Regions from separate parts of the Homo sapiens genome. Here region 2 is linked to region 1. The links are chromatin contacts, found by Hi-C or POLR2A ChIA-PET in ENCODE. All regions are on one chromosome and are shown on one strand. Each heading gives the region's core, a stretch centred on a gene start or an enhancer-like site at or near the end of the contact. The rest is flanking DNA. Distances are from core to core; before and after follow the strand shown. Region 1 has its middle 550 kb from the start of LINC02630. Region 2 has its middle 590 kb from the start of LINC02630.

Region 1 (7,646 bases), core at 3,411-5,910:
TGGGAAAGAAAGCCTTTCTATCTGACTAGGACAACGAAATGAGATTCAGACAATCAACAAAAATCCTCAACAACATTGTAGTTTGTCAAACCTAGTAACATGAAAAAGGATAATACATTATTCCAAGCAGGGCTTATCCAGGGAATAAAAGACTAGTTCAACATTTAAAAATTAATGTAATTCGTCTTATCAACCTAATGAAGAAGGAAAAACATGTGAGCATCCACATAGATATAGAAAAAATACTTGACAGAGTTCAGCATGTATCCATGATAAAAACTCTTTAACAATCTGGAAATAGAAGAATACTTCCTTAAGAAAAAATGAGTCTACAAAAAAAGTTATAGCTAACATCATACTGCATGGTGGAAGACTGAATTCTTTCTCCCTAAGATTAAGAAGATAAAGCTGTCCACTCTTACTACTCCCATTAACATCATGTTGAAGGTCTTAGCCAGTGCAATAAAAAAACTTATAAAATAAGCTGGGCATGGTGGCTCACATTTGTAATCCCAGCACTTTGGGAGGCTGAGGCAGGCGGATCACGAGGTCAGGAGATCGAGACCATCCTGGCTAACATGGTGAAACCCTGTCTCTACTAAAAACACAAAAAATTAGCTGGGCATGGTGGTGGGCGCCTGTAGTCCCAGCTACTCAGGAGTCTGAGGCAGGAGAATGGTGTGAACCCTGGAGGCGGAGCTTGCAGTGAGCAGAGATTGCACCACTGCACTCCAGCCCGGGTCACAGAGCAAGACTCTGTCTCAAAACAAACAAACAAACAAAAATAATAAAATGAATATAGAATAAATAAGTAAAATTAAAACAATTTTCATATGACATAATTATGTAGAACATTCTAAAAAATCTATAAACAAGCTATGAGAACTATTGTGCAAACTTACCAGGTCACATGAAATAGGGTCAATATGCAAATCTAAATCACATTTATATCTGCTAGCAATGAACAATTGAAAATGAAAATTTTAAAATTACACACAAAAAAATTAGGTATAAATCTAACAAAATATGTTCAAAGTATATGCACTGAAAACTATAAAACACTAATGAAAGAAATCAATAAAGATGAAAAAAATTAAAAAGAGAGATATATCATGCTTATTAGTTGGAAGAATTCAAACTCAAATTTGCTGAGATATTAATTGTCTCTAAATTGATTTATAGATTCAACACAATTCCAATTAAAATCCCAGCAGGATTTGTTGTAGAAATCAACAGGCTGTGTGTAAAATTTATGTAGAAAGGCAAATAGTCAAAAAAAATTGTAACAAAGTTGGAGGATTTGTTATACCTAATCTCAAGACTTATTACAGAACTACACCAATCTAAAAGGCATGGTATTAGCCTAAGAGTGGACATATAAATAAATGGAATATAATAGAGCCAGGATCAGCAAACCATAGCTCCTGGGGCCAAATTCAGCCTAGCAACACAGGTGCACTTATTCAATTGTATATTTTCTATAGCTGCTTTTGTGGTAAAGAGAATTAAGTAGTTACAAACAAACATTATGTGGTCCACAAAGCCTAAAATATTTATTTTCTGGACCTTTTACAAAAGGAAAAAAAAAAATAGCTTGCTGCCCCTGGAATAGAATGTACAGAAAAACACTCACACATCTATGGTCAATTGATTTTTGACAAAGGTAAAAGACTATTAAATGGAGAAAGTATAATCTTTTTAACAAACAGTGCTAGAACAATTGAAAATTCATATGCAAAACAAGCAAATAATTTGATGCATTGCATTTTTAAAATTAATAAAATTCAAAGTGAATTATAAATTTAAATGGAAAATCTAAAATTATAAAATTATTCAAAAGGATAAACTAAAAAAAAAAATGACAGTACCAAATACCAGTTAGGATTTGGAGACAATGGAGACATATATTTCTGGTAAAAATGCAAAATGGTACAGCAAGTTCACAAAAGAATTGGGAAGTTCTCAGAAAGCTAAACATATAATTATCACATGACCCAGCAACCTTTCTCCTAGGTATCATTCCAACTAAAATAAAAACTTATGTTAACACAAATACTTGTATGCGAATCTTTAAATTGGCTTGATTCAGAATCAACAAAAACTGGAAACGACTCAGTCACGCATCAGCCGGTGACTGCAGAAGCTGTGATATATCCACACAATGGAATTCAGCAACAAAAGGAATAAACTACTGATACAAGCCACAACATGGATGAATTCTGAAGTGATTACTGTAAGTGAAGTATGTCAGATTCAAAAGACCACATATTATATAATTCAGTTTTGAAATATGCAAAACCATAAGTATAGAGAAAAGATCAGTGGTTGCCAGGGAAGTGTTGACTTTAAAGCAACCTGGGGTTTTTTTTTTGTTGATAAACTATTGTTTATCTTCATTTTTTGATGATCACATGAGTGTATGCGTTTGTCCAAACTCACACAACTATGTCCTAAAGAGGAAGAATATTTGTCTGCAGATTTTAACTTAATGAAAAAATAAATATTTATTATCAAGTAATATAGGGCATAAATTATTTAGAGCAGCAGTCCCCAAACTTTTTGGCACCAGGGACTGGTTTTGTGGAAGATAATTTTTCCATCCATGGGCGGGGGATGGTTTTGGGATGATTTGAGCATATTACATTTATTTTGCACTTTATTTCTATTATTATTACATTGTAATAAATAATTAAATAATTTCACAACTCACCATAATGTAGAATAGGTAGGAGCCCTGAGCTTGTTTTCCTGCAACTAGATGGTCCCATCTGGAGGTGATGGGAGACAGTGACAGATCATTAGGCATTAGATTCTCATAAGGAGCATGCAGCCTAGATCCCTCACATGTGCAGTTCACAATAGGGCTCATGTTCCTATGAGAATCTAATGCTGCCACTGGTCTGACAGGAGGCAGAGCTCAGGCAGTAATTCGACCAATGGGGACCAACTGTAAAATACAGATGAAGCTTTGATCCCTTGGCTGCCACTCACCTCCTGCTATGCAGCCTGCTTCTTAACAGGCCCTTCCTTGTCCAGGGTTGGGGACCCCTGACTTAGAGTATTACTGAATAATGGCTTGATCTTGGAGAAAGAAAACTTGGGTGAGATACCAGTTCTACTAGTTCTGAGTAATATGAACTTGGGCAATTTGCTTACCTTACTGTGCCTTAATTTTGTTGCTTATCAATAGGAATAGTAATTATACCTATACTTTAGGGTAGGAGAAACAAATCAGGTAATGCCTGAAAACTACTTAAGGCAGCATCTAGCAAGTAGTACATATGGTACTAATGTGTAGGAATAGCAGGATGCTAGCATATGTTCCACACAGATTCTTACCCACTGTCTTATTTCAACTGATTCATGTTTCGCTTAAATACCTACCATTTGTCAAGTACCAGAGGGAGTCAAGTGCACAGCTCTTGCAGAGTTTATGATCTCACTGAAAAGATGAGTTACTCATATGAAAATATTTAATTAACCAAGACCTCATCTGGTCTGCAACATACACTGCCATGATATTACACAGAGGCACTGCATGCAGTCTTGGGTACAGAAATGCAGGGGATTAAGGTCTGTCGAGGCATTTGCCCTCAAGGTTATTACAACCTAGATGTAGAGATAAATATGAACACAGATCTCAAATCACTAACATATTTTAAAATGAAAGTGCAGGCCGGGCGCGGTGGCTCATGCCTGTAATCTCAGCCGAGACGGGTGGATCACAAGGTCAGGAGATCAAGACCATCCTGGCTACCATGGTGAAACCCTGTCTCTACTAAAAAAAATACAAAAAATTAGCCGGGCGTAATGGCAGGCGCCTGTAGTCCCAGCTACTAGGGAGGCTGAGGCAGGAGAATGGAGTGAACCTGGGAGGCAAAGCATTCAGCGAGCCAAGATCACGCCACTGCACTCCAGCCTGGGCGACAGAGAGAGACTCCATCTCAAAAAAAAAAAAAAAAAAAAGAAAGAAAGAAAGAAAGAAAGTGCAATAGGAGAAGTAAAATTTATCCCATTTCAGCAGGTGTAGCTAAAAGGAAAAAAATAAGTACAATGTACCCCCAAATTATTTATTTAGGAGGGTTTAGAGGGATAGACAGAGATAAGAAAAAAAGGCATTTTTTAAAAAGAGAGTACATATGTTTAAGTGTCAAAAGGAAATTGTGGTCAAAGACAACTTGAAATGTTGGAGAAATTCTTCTAGACTGGTTAGTTGAATCTTGAATTAAGAGAAATGGAAATTTTATGGATAGTTTAGAAAAAAATGAGGACAAAATTATAAACAATTTACAGTAGAAGAGAGTTTATTAATCCAAAATAACACTAGGAAATATAGTATTGCTATGTCTATGGTATCATGTGGGTGGAAGCTATTTTACCCACATTCTTTTTTTTTTTTATTTTATTTCATTGTTTAGAAAACAGAAGGGCTCGAAAGAAATTTAAGACATTCTGTCCTCCCTCCTTCCTCTCGGAGTCTGGAAGCATCTGTTTTAAAACAGTGTCAGAGTCCCTGTGTTGATTAGCACCGCCTCTTGTTCAGTGGATTCTCACATACTTTCCTGCAAGCAATTCATTATTTCTTCCCACTCACTTACGCAGCTTCCTCTAGCTCACCAAGCAGAGGCCAGACGTGAGTGGCTTTCTCACTGTCTGATATTGGGCTCACCTCCCACACTGTCTCAGAGCAGTCTCGTCCAGTGGGCAGAACACCGATTGGAATCCAAATCATTCCAAACAATGTCCTTAGCCCACAGTTCGAAGAATTCTAATACCAAACACACTGGACTGTGTGTGTTGGGGTGTGGGAACACAGCGCTGTGGCAGATTCTATGTGGATATTTGACGAAACAACATGCATGGACATCTATGTAAGAACAACTGTCAAATGTCTATTGAGAGGAAAAACAGTATTTGGCTTATACAGCAGCTAAAGAAATGTGTCTGCGATTACAAAAACGTTTGTTCTTTCAGAGGAACAGTTTGTCTTTATTGTTCTTATCATGGCTTTAGTTTTTGGTTTCACTCTCCATCCCCACTTAGCACCAGCAAAGAAGGTATAGAAACGTGGGTAAATGATTTCACCTTGCTTGGCCTCTTGAATATAACTGAAGAATGGGTTGGACTGTGGTTGTGTTTCTTTCCAGCTACAGATTGTCCAAGTCCAAAGACTTGAGGGCTGGGAGTTCACCCAGAGAGCAGGTGAAAGAGCCCCAGCTCATGGTAGCTGCTCAGCACACGTTCAGTTCTTTTTCCCAAGGTGGCCCCTTAAATTCCTGTCCAGCCTTATAAATGCATGATCCTGCAAAGGAATAATTAGAGGGAGAAGGTAAACATTGACAAGAAACATAAATAACCCCAAAAAACAAAGAATTATAATATGAAAGGGTCACTACACCACCCCCTCAACACCAACTTGGTTTAGAAAGACAAGCAATGAAAAAATACAGAAGTTCATTGTACTAAAGATAGGAAGAAAAAAAAAACGAGGATAAAACCATGAACTAGAAAATCAGCCTCTGGAGTCCCGATGACGGGAATGAACAGGCCTATTTGCATCTCCTTTCACACCCCTATTATCCGAACCCAGGGAGTGTCATTGTGCCCTTGACCAAAACGATCCCCCATGCTGGGAAGCCTAAAGCCAGGTATTCATGATTGCAAAAGTACCAGATGTTGCAATCTTGGCTTATTGTTTATGCACATAATTAGATATACGTATTTCTATTTTGAGCTCTGCTGATGCGTTTTCAGCTAAATGGCCTAACAAGCACGTTATACATATAGAGAATTAAAAAGTCAGATTTTCCACAGATTCCAGCAATACTATGCATTAACTTCCTCTGAGGTGCAGTTTATGCACATGAAAACACCAGAGCCCTAACTGCTGCTGGGTTTACCTAAACTAAGTTAAGACCTCAGAACAAAGTTATTTACTTAGCACGGAGCCAAATGACCAGTCTGAAGTTTTTAGGGAGATAACCTTTAACCTAACTCCTGGGGGAAAAACAAAGCAATGAAATAAGATTTGTGTCTTTTGTGAAAACAAAAGTAACTCTTGCTCTAAAATATCCACCCCCTTCTTTTAAGGAACAATCAAAACCCCCAAAACGCAAAACCTCAAGTTATCTCTGAAAACACAATTAAAAGCATGAATTTCCAATTCAACTGCAAAAGAAAAAAAATTATTGGTTCTGCCATGCTCTTAATGTATCCTAAATACTGATTGCTATCAACTGACAGAGTTACAGAGAATGTGGTCAGAAGACAAAGCACACAAAGAAAATTGCCTGCGAAATAGGGGTTTTAAATTCTCAAAGGCTCATATTTTCCCCAAATGATTGAAGGGGGAGATTGTGGGAAGATGAATGGTATTGAAAAGAAAGTACACCTCAATATAAGAAAATATTTTTAAAAATCGAGTTGGTAGCTCATCCCCAAACCTCCAGACTGTCACTGTGTGTGTGTTTGTGCCATGTGTACTTTTATGGCTTTTTTTTTGAGACGTAGTTTCACTCTGTCGCCCAGGCTAGAGTGCAGTGGTGCGATCTCCACTCACTGCAAGCTCTGCCTCCTGGGTTCACGCCATTCTCCTGCCTCAGCCTCCCGAGTAGCTGGGACTACAGGTGCTCGCCACCATGCCCGGCTAATGTTTTGTATTTTTAGTAGAGATGGGGTCTCACCGTGTTAGCCAGGATGGTCTCGATTTCCTGACCTCGTGATCCACCCGCCTCGGCCTCCCAAAGTGTTGGGATTACAGGCGTGAGCCATTGCCCCCGGCCAACTTTTATGGCTTTTTAGGCTCAAAGAAACAATGACTTTGCACTAAGAAAAAAATATATATTTATGTATGTATGTAACTATATATACTATACATATGATACTATTTGGAATAAATATATCTAACATATTGGTGGAGAAAAAAACATGGTTTTATTTCTATAAGGAGGAGAGAAATCTGAAAAAGAGAACATTTATTTGTATGAATGCAATAAATTCTAGAGCAAACTTAAACAGTAAAATAGTATAACATTGAATCATTTAAAAAATTTACTAGAAGAGTGCCAATGAAGGAATGCACTATTAATGAATTTATTTGGATGTGAGCTATGTTAATTGATTACCAAATACTACTGCTTTTTTGAAAAAAAATCGAATTTTTTTTTGCTCTGTGACCCAGGCTGGAGTGCAATGGTGCGATCTCTGCTCACTGCAACCTCTGCCCCCTGGGTTCAAGCAATTCTCCTGTCTCAGCCTCCCAAGTAGCTGGGATTACAGGTGCACACCACCACACTTGGCTAATTTTTGTATTCTTAGTAGAGCTCGTGTTTAGCCATGTTGGTCAGGCTGGTCTCGAACTCCTGACCTCAGGTGATCCGCCCCCCTGGGCCTCCCAAAGTGGTGGGATTACAGGTGTGAGCCACCACACCTGGCCAGAAATTTTTATAGTCAGCATAAAAGTGTGTGTGTGTGTGTGTATATATATATATATAGTGTGTATACACACACACACACACACACATTCTATATATTTTTTTCTCTATTTTCTTAGAAAAGAAATCTTGGACAGGCACGGTGGCTTACGCCTGTAATCCCACCACTTTGGGAGGCCGAGGTGAGTGGATCACAATGTCAGGAGTTCAAAC
Region 2 (7,646 bases), core at 3,422-5,921, 42 kb before region 1:
TTCTACCTTGTACCTTAGGTAACTTTGTTAAACTCCTTTAAGATCAAGTATCCTCATAGGTAGAAGAGGAATAATGATGATCTCTACCATACAGGGTTGCAATGAGGATTAAATAAAAATATGCATATGAATAATTTAGCATGGTGCTGGGCACAGGAACAATAAATGTTAATTGCTAGTTTTATCAAAGAATTTAAAGCATCCTGAAGCACCTTTCATCTTGAAAGCATAGAATGCTTCAGAATGCGGTGATTTTTATACTAAGAAATTCAACTTCAGATTGATGCCTTAGAACATAAATTGTTGGAAGCCCATATATACTCAGAGCAGTATATTCTTCAAAAGCTTGTCTGTGACCGATTATTTGAAGGTGATGGTTGAATCTGATGGCAGCAGAGTGCTGGGGGCTGAATGTGGGTTCCACAAATATAATCCTGAGCAATTTCTGAAAGCCCTACAATGAATCATTGTTAAGATTCCCAATTTAATAAAATAATTCTGTGAGTGTATTGCACAGAATAAATATTTAGACAATCAATCATTGGCACTTTGAGATTCAAATACTTTATATTACAATTGAGGTTACAAAATATGTTTAAGGAAATATTAGAGATTGTTTACTTCAGATAAATATTTTCCACAGAGACATAAATTGGCTGGAGATTTTTCATGGAAAAACAGATTCCATTTATTTTTCTCTTAGTGATATGAACTTTTGTTCCTTTTTCTGTTATTATTTCTGGGTGGGTACAGAGCTCATGATTTATGTGAGAAGCTATTGGAATATCACACAAGAAATTGTTGGAAAATATTTTAGTCTAAAAGTTGTTGTAACAACATTCCGAAACAAGAAAGATTTTAGTATAATTGAGAGATTTTTCTTTTGTTTTCATTAGATAGCTTAATGAAATACTTCATTGGTTTCATGGAAATCAGAGATGCCAAGGTCTCTCCCACATCTTCTGTGTAATCTTCCTTCCAACACTGAATATTTCATCAAGTTTTCCTTCAATTTTTAGTTCATGCTATCAAAACACCTCCTTTCTCCTTTAACTTCATTCTATAATTCAGATTGTGCTGCAAATATTATTGCTTTCAAATGAATCTCTAGGCTGGGCATGGTAGCTCACACCTGTAATCCCACCACTTTGGGAGGCCGAGGTGGGCAGATCACCTGAGGTCAGGAGTTCAAGACCAGCCTGGCCAACATGATGAAACCCCGTCTCTACTAAAAATACAAAAATCAGCTGGGCATGGTGGTGCACACTTGTAATCCCAGCTACTCAGTAGGCTGAGGCAGGGGAATTGCTTGAACCTGGGAGACAGAGGTTGCAGTGGGCCAAAATCGCTCCCCTGCACTCCAGCCTGGGTGACAGAGTAAGACTGCATCTCAAAAAAGAAAAAGAAAAAGAAAAAAAAAAGCCTCTATATATTAATAAATATTTTTAATGTTTGCTTTTCTCCCAGTATAAAGAAAGTTAAGTGTTGAAATAGAGAATTAAATAGGCAGATAAACAAAGATATGATTAAACTATTTCTTCCATAGTCAAATATTGGGAGGGGTCAAAATATTTTAAGATATTCCCTAACTATAAGTAAATAAAACATAGATATGTGACAAATGCATGCTGAGGACAAAGAGGTACAGACCCAAGAAGAGAACATGCCACCAGCGACCTCATTGGCAGTCATTAGGCGCAGACCTCTCTGTTACCCGTATTTTTTTTCTGGCTGCTCTAGGTGTCTGCCTGTTTCTGTTGTGCTTCTATGATCTGTTTCTTACAGCTGGGTCTCTCTCATCTATTGACTTTGCAGTGAAAAGACTTGGGTCCCAACAATAAGAAGAGTTAAGTGTTTTAGGTGATGGATATCCCAATTACCCTGATTTGATCATTGTATATTGTATGCATGTATCAAAATGTCACAGACCCCTGAGATATTTACAACTATCATGTATCAATTAACAAATTTTTAAAAATTAAATAAAAAAAAAGACAAGACAGATTCAAATCAAGGCTCTGGCACTTAACTATTTGTGTGACCTTCACATGCTAATTAAACTCATAGAGCACCAGTATGTAATTCTGTTAAAAATGAGGCTAGTAATCTACTCACAAAGTTCTGGTGAGAAGTAAATGTAATGATGTAACAGAGTCTAACATGACACCTGGGAGAAACTCAAGAAATATTAGATGCATTCTCCCTCTTGCCCACTGTGGAGCACGATGTGGCAATATAACCTTTAATTATATTCTCCCTGAAGATAGCTGTTTTGTAATTTTATTGTTTCCCTGATAGTAACTAAGAGACATTTGAGACTAAATGCCTCCACTTTCTGTTCCTTATCCTATGGACCACCTTCCTTCATCCTATGGCCGACCTTCATCCAATCACCCTTGCTTTTGGGAAGAAACAAGTCAAACAGTAAGTTTTCCAGGATTACACAAACATATAGTAAAATAATGTGAGTATGTGGAAAAATAGACTTAGAACTTGGAGTCTAAAATTCAAGAACAAGATCATGAATTCTCTAAGCCTTAGTCTTCTTGTCTTTAAATGGAAACAATGCTTTTCCTATCTTCCTCCAAAAGTATTTTAGTATCAAATTAAATCCTTTGATATGAACATATTTTAATGTATTTCAAACAATGTACACACACAAGTTTATGAAATTTACATTCAAAGCAAACCACACAAGTTAGCCAATGAAGATTTCACACTAGGACAACCATGAAAATATGCAGAATACAGGGGCTCCCGCTCCCCTATATCACACAAATTTCTGACTCCTGAAGGCCCTAACGTGGAACAAGGTAGGCAAGAAGCAAAAAGCAGGGGATTATTTCAAACAAAAGGACGAGTGTTAATGGAACTGAGAGTGGAGACTCAACTCCAGCAGTGAAAATATGAAAAAAAAGATGGATTTTGTGGCCACTGGAATCTCTTAGCAGGCAGAGACTAACAATATCTCAAGGATATGTAAGCTGAAAGCAGTACATATTAAAATCCAAAGTGATTTGTTTGCACTGACTCATTAAATCCATCATCAACTAGCTGATGACTCAAAAATCCCACTCACAACTTCTCATCTTTGTCCATTAGTAGGTGTGGCTGCAGCAAGCACTCAGTAGCACAGACAGTGCTGGTAGTGTTGACGTCTTGATGGGATGGAAGTTTTCTGTTGATTCTCAGCCATGTCTTTATTTTTATAGCAGCCATCTGGACGCCAACAGTGCTAATATACTGCAAATCCTCTTCTTTTCATCCATGCCATTAAAGAGAGAAAACACAACATACGCACACCACACATATCCTTTCCTTTGAGTAGTTCTATGTAGGCGTGGTGAGAAATGCCTACAGGCAGGTACCAGAAGTGAAAAATCATCCTCTATGAGAATTTCTATTTCAAGGTAGAGTGCGGGACAACCAGGTCTAATGTGCTTGGACAGTGCCAGAACCGGCAAGTCAGAGAGAATGGAGCTTTGCTGAGGCATAGAGTATGAGGGAGAAATAATTTTTCAGCTGTGGAGGGTCAGAAGGCAGCCCAAGCGCACAAAGTGCACAGCGGTACTGCCAGTTATACAGTTTAAAACACTCTTTAAAGGTTCCACTCTTTTTCTGTTATCAAGGAAAATAAGATATGGGGGAGGGGGTTAGCGGCTGGCAATTAGACAGAGGAAGGAGAAGCTGGATATTTGCTTTGAAAGTGATGACTTTTTAGGTGAAGAAAATTTCATCATTTTGGTACATATTTGATTTCTTTAAACCAGCCTTAATCAATCAGTAAAGACATGGCATCCTTTCTAAGCTTCCCCTGCAATCAGGAATAAAATATTACAAATTCATTATTATCACAATAAAATTTAAAAATTGGAAGTCACATACAAACCTGAATGACAGAAAAGCTATTTGATGTATTTTAACAGCGAGATAATGCATTTACAAAGCAACATATTTTCCTATGTTGAGTTCCTTCAAAATTAAATTTATGGACCAGTCATACATTCCAAAAGTGGAAGGTCACTGTGATGTCTAAGTGTATCATATGACTTCAGGGGTTCAGACATGGCAATTCTTTCTCCTGATGCATTAATTGTATAATTGGAGAGGGTAAGTATTAAATATCAAAAATCAGTATATTTATCTTAATTTTGGATATATTTTGAATTATTTACTGACAATTATAGTTTCAAGTAGAAAAGCATAGAAGTGTTTGTTAATGATTCTGGAACACAAAGCCAAGACAACTTCGTATAGTTACCAAAAGGGACAGCAGTTTGGCATATGTCAGCTTCTGGCTCCAACTGGTCTAAGTGGAAAACACACACACACACACACACACACACACACACTGCCTGCAAAGAAAGTAGTGATCCTGGTCCTGCTATGAGCTGAACATTGAATTTTATGCAAATCAGCTCAGTTTCCTTGTCTGGAAACTTGCAATTTACTATCCCCATATCTATTCTACCTACCTCAAACAACAGATATGAAAAGAAGTTACAAACTTATATAGAAGTGGACTGAAAAATAAAGCAAGTTCTACTAGAGAACAGCTACAGAAGGTTCTATTATGATTATTTATTTGGTTTAATGACTCACAGGAATCGTGCTCACCATGGCTTCATGGCAGAGCTGTAACATTTTTCCTGGTCCTGAGCCCACTTTGACTTGGATGCTCTGCAGTCTGGGTTTTTATGGCAGAGACGTTCTGACTCTAGGTGAAGTGAGATGTGAATTTGGATATTTTTTGCAGTTTTCCACAGAAGAGAATTGACCTTTTCAAAACATCAGCCCAGTTCTTTAAAAAGTGGATGCTATTTCTTCTATTATGGGATTCAATCACTTTCCCAGGCAATGAAATAATTGTAGCATGGCATTTTATCAGGAGATGGAGCTAGCTCTCTTGATTTTTCTCAAACAAGTGACAAAAGGTTTTGTAAAAGGTCAGATCACTTTGTGAGACACTCAGTCAAAGAAATAAGAACAAATCTAGGCCACTTTGGGTCGATGAGAGGCCTGATAATTTTTGGAGCACAGAGAAAAAGAAAAATAACCAATCCAACAAAATGGAGCAACATGGAATGTGGTGAAAATAAGGATGATTTTTCCTGCATGTACCCTCTTTATCCCTGTGGGCAATGTCCCTTCTGTATGGCTCAGCTTTCCATTATGGGTGACCATTTGGACAGTGAGCAATATCTCTGTATCACATGGGCTAACAAGCTGAAGTAACAGAATATTCTAGAAGCCTCGGCAGGAGTTGTATGGTAGACTGAGGGAGATCGAGACATAATGATGATATCATCCAGACCCTCTTCCTCCCTTGTTGAGCTTCATGGTGTTCTTCCTGGACTCCATTCCCCACTTAAAAATTCACTATTGGAAAGATATGAGATGAGTGACAAACGGCTGTAAGTACACAGGACAGCCCAGATGGCAGGTAGGAGAGTGGGGGCTCTGACATAAGAACTAAATGCATCTTACATGTGTGGAGGGAGTGCTGTGTATAACTGGGAACTCCCCTCCCCAGGGACCTGAGACAGTAGAGCAAAGAAGAATACTAGCATTCTCCTGTTTAGGGCCTGCTTTGTCCATTAGAAGGAGAAAGAATAATTCATTCTAACAAGTATTTCAGGCTTTCAGAACATGCTCTTTTAGAATTTGTTTAAATAATCAGTTTCATAGGTCTTTGAAAGTCATACAGAGCAAATAAAATAATTCTGCCTACTGTTCTCTCAGCTTTCCATGTGGGTTTTTGCTATGAGTTGTTACCTAATAACAAAATCTGTAGGATTTTGCTAAACAGACACATTATTCCACTACCAATGAAATTAATAAGAGTTTGAAACACATGCTTACGATACCATTATTGTTATTAATTCCCTAATAGACTGATCGATCACTTTCGATTAGGTGATTTTTTTATTGTTGTCTGTATTGTTCTTTTTATCGCCGACACCTACCAATGTACCTGATATGGCAATAGAAACTAAATAGATGTTTGTTGATAAATGAATAAACCCTTAACTATGTGTGAGACAATATAACAGGTGCCCATATAGAGGACGTGCACTTATATCTTTATATTCAGTGTCTTTATCTAGGAAATGAGAATGTTTGGACCTATTGTAGCTACCACACAGAGTTGGTCTAAAAACCAAACTCTAAATCTAAAAGGAAGTTCATTGAAAAATTAAAAGTGTTCTAAAATAAAATATGTCATTGTCCAGCAATTACATGACCATATTATGAATCATAGTGATGTCCCCCAAAACCTCATTGCATCTGTCAAAGTTGATTCCCATAGATGCTGGTCCTTTCCCAGATGGCACTATGTTAAAGAAGTCTTCATCTCAGTTCAGTTCTCATTTTTTTTTTTTTTTTTTTTGAGACAGAGTCTTGCTCTGTCGCCCAGGCTGGAGTGCAGTGGTGAGATCTCGGCTCACTGCAAGCTCCGCCTCTCGGGTTCACGCCATTCTCCTGCCTCAGCCTCCTGAGTAGCTGGGACTTCTGGCACCCGCCACCATGCCCGGCTAATGTTTTGTATTTTTAGTAGAGACAGGGTTTCACCATGTTAGCCAGGATGGTCTTGATCTCCTAACCTCGTGATCCACCCGCCTTGGCCTCACAAAGTGCTGGGATTACAGGCGTGAGCCACCACACCCGGCCCAGTTCTCATCTTAATCTAAGGCACTGTATTCTAAAGAACAAGTCTACAACCAAGCTACTTGTTCATGTAATCATCTGGGAGTGGAAGATGGTCCACAAAGATAAATTTACAAATCAAATAGTGGTTATGAAATGTGCTGCCACAGGAAGACTCTTAGGAAATGCAAAAATAAGATAGGCTAAGGAAAATCAAAACAAGTAATCAGTTGAAATAAAGGGCATTGTGTGAAAACATAAGAAAAAGGAGTAACATGCTATGAGGATTTAATAGAAAGATAAGTAAATAACTCCATGGCAAGAAACTGGAATTAAACAATAGCAATTTCCCTCACAGGTCACACTCAAAACGCTGTTAACCTTTATCTCCTGTGCTGACTGAGACAGGAAGAAAGAAAAAAGGGAGCAGTCTGGAATGAATGAGAAACACAAAGAATGACTAGGCCAAAAAGGGAGAAGCTGGCAATACCTAAGGATAAACGGCAGAGAAGTTCAAGTGTGTAAACTCATGAGTAAATCCATGTAGGGGCCCTAGGGAGGAGAACTCTAGCTCTCATCTCAGACCTCCTGAAAGCAGCCATCAGTGTTATTTTAGTCTTGTTTTTGATGGCAAACCCTTACTGTTGCCCAAGGTCATGACCTTCAAGGGGGCAGTAGTTCACTAATATCCACTGGAGATGAGAATGGTTTGCAGACCTGTAATTAGAATAAAATGTGTAGAGATTTTTTACACGGGTTGTCCCAAAAGTGACTTTTTCTCCAGACACAACCCGGTAAGTGTTTTTCTGATGCCTACTTTTTCATTATAATGATGCCTCAGGGAATCCATGAAGGAAAAAGAAATTCAATCTGGCTATGAGTAAGAGTGCTGCTAGAAGAGCTTAACATTCTTTAGCACTTTTTTCTCCCTCAAAAAGGAAACAATGGACTTAAGTGTTTTTAAAAATGTGCTGACTTCTATCAGGGTTTTCGGATAA

The links. Hi-C counts contacts between places; a loop is a spot of excess contacts on that map. ChIA-PET counts read pairs that join two places held with the same protein, here RNA polymerase II (POLR2A). Pooled maps may share reads with other maps.
Region 2: a loop to region 1 is called in a pooled map, with 2.0 times the contacts of the local background. The contact joins two enhancer-like sites. A Hi-C loop is called at or near these places in 2 of 168 maps with a recorded cell type or tissue (MCF 10A and PC-3) and 3 of 50 pooled maps. POLR2A ChIA-PET finds 5 or more read pairs at or near these places in 2 of 52 experiments (MCF 10A and OCI-LY7).

What each region holds. Positions count from the first base shown.
Region 1 is chr10:36,447,550-36,455,195 of GRCh38, reverse strand. No RefSeq gene overlaps it. Among named protein-coding and RNA genes, the nearest start is that of LINC02630, 550 kb to the right of the region's middle. RefSeq lists enhancers at 5,179-5,717, 5,718-6,256. Within about 2 kb of position 4,660, at least 4 of the 41 ENCODE cell types and tissues checked have a DNase peak (open chromatin) inside an H3K27ac peak, as active enhancers do.
Region 2 is chr10:36,490,021-36,497,666 of GRCh38, reverse strand. No RefSeq gene overlaps it. Among named protein-coding and RNA genes, the nearest start is that of LINC02630, 590 kb to the right of the region's middle. RefSeq lists an enhancer at 2,593-3,792. Within about 2 kb of position 4,671, at least 3 of the 41 ENCODE cell types and tissues checked have a DNase peak (open chromatin) inside an H3K27ac peak, as active enhancers do.